2 separate regions of the Homo sapiens genome follow, and region 2 is linked to region 1. Evidence: chromatin contacts called from ENCODE Hi-C or POLR2A ChIA-PET data. All regions are on one chromosome and are shown on one strand. The core of a region is the stretch at or near the end of the contact, and the rest is flanking DNA. Distances in the headings are between cores, read along the strand shown.

The links. Hi-C counts contacts between places; a loop is a spot of excess contacts on that map. ChIA-PET counts read pairs that join two places held with the same protein, here RNA polymerase II (POLR2A).
Region 2: a map of endothelial cell of hepatic sinusoid shows a loop between it and region 1 (10-fold over the local background). The contact joins the enhancer-like site here to the promoter of KCNN3 in region 1. A Hi-C loop is called at or near these places in 2 of 168 maps with a recorded cell type or tissue (breast epithelium and endothelial cell of hepatic sinusoid). POLR2A ChIA-PET finds 5 or more read pairs at or near these places in 8 of 52 experiments (A673, HEK293, HEK293T and 4 more).

What each region holds. Positions count from the first base shown.
Region 1 is chr1:154,868,983-154,871,682 of GRCh38, reverse strand. It overlaps KCNN3 (potassium calcium-activated channel subfamily N member 3), which reads left to right and starts at 1,402. Exons shown (of 8, transcript NM_002249.6): 1 at 1,402-2,651. The coding sequence starts at 1,719. RefSeq lists enhancers at 1,533-1,622, 695-1,651.
Region 2 is chr1:154,909,792-154,912,491 of GRCh38, reverse strand. LOC105371449 (a long non-coding RNA gene) reads left to right here. Exons shown (of 2, transcript XR_001738239.2): 2 at 1-1,315. Among named protein-coding and RNA genes, the nearest start is that of PMVK, 26 kb to the left of the region's middle. RefSeq lists an enhancer at 997-1,497. Within about 2 kb of position 1,425, at least 3 of the 41 ENCODE cell types and tissues checked have a DNase peak (open chromatin) inside an H3K27ac peak, as active enhancers do; they include breast epithelium, where a contact is called at or near this core.

The sequences.
Region 1 (2,700 bases), core at 153-2,652:
CCTACCCTTTCCTCTTCCCATCGAGGGAGGGAGCTGGACAGAGGCCAAAGGGTGATGGGGAATCAAGAGCCAGAGAGGAAGAGGCCTGCCTTTTAAAACCCCAGGTGTTCTGGGGAATTCCCTCATGGTGACTTCCTTTCTGATTCCTAAGGCTGCTGTGGTTAGAAATGAAAATGAATTCAGCTCTGGTCCCATCCTTTGGAACCCCCTCTGCACACAGTGGGGGCTTAATAAATACTTGATGATGATGGTTCTGAACCTGGGAAGCCAGCAGCTGTTCCTAGTTCTGACTCTCAGAGCCCCATGGGGCAAATCAGGCAGGGAATGACCATGGGGGAATCTTCAGTCTTCCTGCCAGATCCCCCTGTGACTACACACCCAGCTGTTAGGGAAGGGGCTGGAGCCATGGTCCACTTCACACACCCTGCTTTGGAGAGGCCAGTTCTTCCTCAGCAGCTTCTCTTTTGTTTTCCCCAACTAACATTTGAACAATATTTATTGAACAACCACTTTGTACTGAATATCATAGTGGAAATGCATCCTGGGAGAAAGTATCTGATCTGTGGGGTCAGACTGACTAAGTTCAAATCCCAGCATCTTTAATTACAAGCGGGATGACATCTGACAAGTTACATATCTATGTTTGAGCGTTTGAGTGTTTTTTCCACTTTCCTTTCTCTCCTTCTTCTCCTTCTCCTTCTTCTTCTTCTTCTTCCAATTTTCATCTGTAAAAGGAGAGTGATGACATCATTTTTGTGGGGTTGATGTGAGGGTTGGAAATAACAGAGAGGACCCTGAACACGAGGCGTAGGCACTCAGTCAATGGTAGGTGAGTTTATCCACCGGGTGTTAGAAGGTGTGGATCCCCCCTGCTTCTGTGACCTTGACGTTGTTACTCAACACCTCTAAGCATCAGGCTTTGTAAATGAGACCATACTGCCCACCTCCTTGGGTGTTTGGAGACTGTATCCGGATAATATATGTGAAACAACCTATCGTAAACCCTGGTGGTTAATAAATGTTTGCCTTCCCCTCCGTCTGCCCCCTCATCAGGGTGCACACCTCCCCTCCTTCGGAGGCCCTCTGTCCCTCCTCCCCATCGCCCAGCGTGAGCGAACATCCCTTATCGCCGTGGGCTTAAGGGTTGTGGCCATACCTGTCAGAGGAAAGAGGACAGCGGCTCAGCTCCGGGGTGGGGGAGCAAAAACTACAGTTCCCAGTCCTCGCTGCGCCGCCACTGGGGCCGGAGCCCAGGACGCCAGGCCCCTCCTCTGGGGAGGAGCCTATGCGGGGGGCGGAGCTAGGAGGAGGTTGGAGAGTTAAGCCAAGCCAATGAGACCAGCTGCTAATAAGTGGGCTTGGCTTACAATGTAACAGTGGCAGGAGGAGGCGAGCGAAGCTATTGAGCCAGCGAGGAGTGAAGCTGAGCCTGGCCTCACACGCTCCTAGAGGACCACCTCCTGAGAGAGTTCTTTCACCCCCTCTTCTTTCTCCAAGCTCCCCTCCTGCTCTCCCTCCCTGCCCAATACAATGCATTCTTGAGTGGCAGCGTCTGGACTCCAGGCAGCCCCAGAGAACCGAAGCAAGCCAAAGAGAGGACTGGAGCCAAGATACTGGTGGGGGAGATTGGATGCCTGGCTTTCTTTGAGGACATCTTTGGAGCGAGGGTGGCTTTGGGGTGGGGGCTTGTGCTGCAGGGAATACAGCCAGGCCCCAAGATGGACACTTCTGGGCACTTCCATGACTCGGGGGTGGGGGACTTGGATGAAGACCCCAAGTGCCCCTGTCCATCCTCTGGGGATGAGCAGCAGCAGCAGCAGCAGCAGCAACAGCAGCAGCAGCCACCACCGCCAGCGCCACCAGCAGCCCCCCAGCAGCCCCTGGGACCCTCGCTGCAGCCTCAGCCTCCGCAGCTTCAGCAGCAGCAGCAGCAGCAGCAGCAGCAGCAGCAGCAGCAGCCACCGCATCCCCTGTCTCAGCTCGCCCAACTCCAGAGCCAGCCCGTCCACCCTGGCCTGCTGCACTCCTCTCCCACCGCTTTCAGGGCCCCCCCTTCGTCCAACTCCACCGCCATCCTCCACCCTTCCTCCAGGCAAGGCAGCCAGCTCAATCTCAATGACCACTTGCTTGGCCACTCTCCAAGTTCCACAGCTACAAGTGGGCCTGGCGGAGGCAGCCGGCACCGACAGGCCAGCCCCCTGGTGCACCGGCGGGACAGCAACCCCTTCACGGAGATCGCCATGAGCTCCTGCAAGTATAGCGGTGGGGTCATGAAGCCCCTCAGCCGCCTCAGCGCCTCCCGGAGGAACCTCATCGAGGCCGAGACTGAGGGCCAACCCCTCCAGCTTTTCAGCCCTAGCAACCCCCCGGAGATCGTCATCTCCTCCCGGGAGGACAACCATGCCCACCAGACCCTGCTCCATCACCCTAATGCCACCCACAACCACCAGCATGCCGGCACCACCGCCAGCAGCACCACCTTCCCCAAAGCCAACAAGCGGAAAAACCAAAACATTGGCTATAAGCTGGGACACAGGAGGGCCCTGTTTGAAAAGAGAAAGCGACTGAGTGACTATGCTCTGATTTTTGGGATGTTTGGAATTGTTGTTATGGTGATAGAGACCGAGCTCTCTTGGGGTTTGTACTCAAAGGTAGGGGCTGTGGTTTCTCTTTATACCTTGAACAAAAGGAATATGTAGG
Region 2 (2,700 bases), core at 176-2,675, 41 kb before region 1:
TTTGCTCAAGGTCAAGCGGCAATGACTGGCAATGCCAAAAGTTGGCCCCAAGGCTTCTGACTCCCCACTCCGTGCCCTTCCCTCACCCTAAATGTCTCAGAGAGCATGAACCTGTGCCCTTTATCGGAGGAGGGCAGAGACGGCTCAGCCTGAGCCCATGGGAGTTCAGCCCAGTTCCCTGCTTCCTGGGTTTGTCCAGCCTACTCTGAAGAGGCCAGGCCACCTGCCTATTCCACCTGGCATGTCCTGCTTAGGTGAATCAAGCTGTACCAGGATGAGGAAGCCACAGAGTCACTTCCCAGAAGGGAATAATGCTGTGTGCTAGAGGATGATGGGGTGGGAGAGATGGGAACAGACTTGGACTTGCTGTTCCTAGGGTGCTGAGGCTGAGATTCCTGAGGTGGGGGAGGCCCTGCCCTTCACTGTGGCTGTTTTCCATCTGGGCATTGACTGTGTCTGCTAAATGGGACATGCCCAGCAATGTCCTTCTGCCGTGACACCTTTGGTGAATTTCCAGGCATATTAGAACTGAGCCAGTGGTAGCTTTGGCTCCTCAGCTCTTCTGCTGCAGTGGCTGGCTGTCCTCAGGACAGCTGGATTGGATTGGGCATTGTTCTAGCAGATCTGGGATGTTCCAGGAACCGCACTATAAATTCTGTTGAGTATTGGCTGAGTGTGCCAGGAAGGGCAGGGGGCCAAGGACTTGGATCCATTTGGCAAAGTTACTCTCAGCACCTCTTGAAGAAAGCACTAGAGAGAGAGGGGCTCAGAACCTTGCCTGGGCAGGGTCAGTGGGGAAGCAGTGGGTCAAGGGAAGATAACATGATGGCATGCTTCATGATTTACCATGTGTTTTCCCATATATTATTTCATCTAATCCTTGCAATAGCCCTATTGTCATTTCCATTTTAAAACTGAAGAAATGGGGACACAGAAAGATGAAATGACTTTGCCCAGCACACTTTGGAGTCAGATTTGAATCCCACCTGTCACTATCCACCTGTGGGATCTTGAGCAAGTTAGGTTACCTTTCTGAGCCTTGATTCCTGCCTGTACAAAGGGGATAATGCTGCTCACATGGAGGTTTGTTTAGGCAGCACAGCACTTGCCTGGAGCAAGAGGCCAGGGACTGACTTTTTCCTTTTCCCCTGACCTCAAATCACACAGCCCAAGACAGTGGAGTTGGGCCTGGGATTGAACTTCTATTCCATTTTTAGTGTCTTCTCCCCCTTACTCTTTGGTATATGTGAGATAAAGCTGGCAGTTTTGGAAAAGGAATTCTTATTAAGAAATAAAGGGGAAACATGGAAATAGACATGAAGGTGTGAAGGGCAAAATGCTGACGCCATGTCTGTGTAATGTGGAGCTCAGGCTGGCGTGCCCGGGGCTCTCCCACCTCCACCCCTGCTCTTTTGTCTCCTCTCAGCATGTCTGGCTGGCCCAGACTTGCAATATGCCCACAGGCTGGTCCTCCAGGGTTCCAGGGGCCCTCCCAGAAGCTTCCCCCACCTGCTCTGGGTGTGGGCCCTATGAATGGGATCAACAATGAATGGTCTGAGCCTACCTTGAACTGGGAGTGTGGCCAACCAAAATCAGCCCTGCACAGGCTCGGTGTGTCCTTTGGTGGCCCTGGGGCCCCGAGTGAGTGGCTCCTCAGCACACCTCAGGACTCGAACCCCTTCCCACCATGGCCACAGGTAGTTTTTTGTTTGACAACAGAGGTGAATCTGGAAGGTCCACACTCAGGATGTATAGGCCATGTAAGCATGAGTGAGGTGCAACTTAAGCCTTGGTCATACCTGGTTTCCTTCTGTCAATCATTCTTCATGGGCTCCATTTTCATGACATCTGGTGGGATTGAACTTGACCAGCTCAAAAATTGGTATTGTCAATTATGGTCAACTTCCATTAAGCCAAACCTAGTATGGAGCTTGGAGCCCATTCATTCATTCATTTAACCAAGGAGTATCTATCACCCATTATACATGAATCAGGACATATAAGGTTGAACAAAACCCAGCCCTTGCCTTTGGGGAGCTCACAGATCAGTAGGGGTAACAGACAAGAAAATACAACCGTGTGATAACAGGGATGATAATACTTTCAGGAGGAGGGAGGGTGAAGTGATGTGACAGTGACTTGCAGAGTCTATGGAATTAGATGAGCTGACTCCTGCAAGCCAAGCAGGCCATCGTGACCCTTCCCTATGTAGTTGCTGCCATTGGGACTTACCCAGGTGTGATGGGAGATGGAAGGAGCTTGGGGCACACAGCAGTGCCACCTCATGTATGCCCTCATTCTTCCACCCTCTTTCTCGGGGTAGTTTGACTCATCTGAGCCTGGGTTTCCTCCACTTACATCTCAGGGAGGGGTTTGACCTTGCCTAGTGCTGGCCGGATGGATGGTCAGCTCCATATCTTGGCGCTGTGACTTCCTGGGACCCGCCTTTGCTTCCAGGAGTCCATGTTTCTTCTGGTCACTGATTTAGCCACTGCAGTCACCCCTGCCCCAACTCCTGGCAAGGGTTATGGATTTTATTCAGTACACAATGTACACAGTTTTGGTCTTAGGATATAGTGACCTATGGCTGTCTGCCCATAATTAGGTCCTTATTTCATGTTATTTGGTACTTTTTGCTGAATAGCCTGGGCAGGCCCTTTTACTATGGCTTTGGTCTCACCCCTTGGATGACCATTTTGG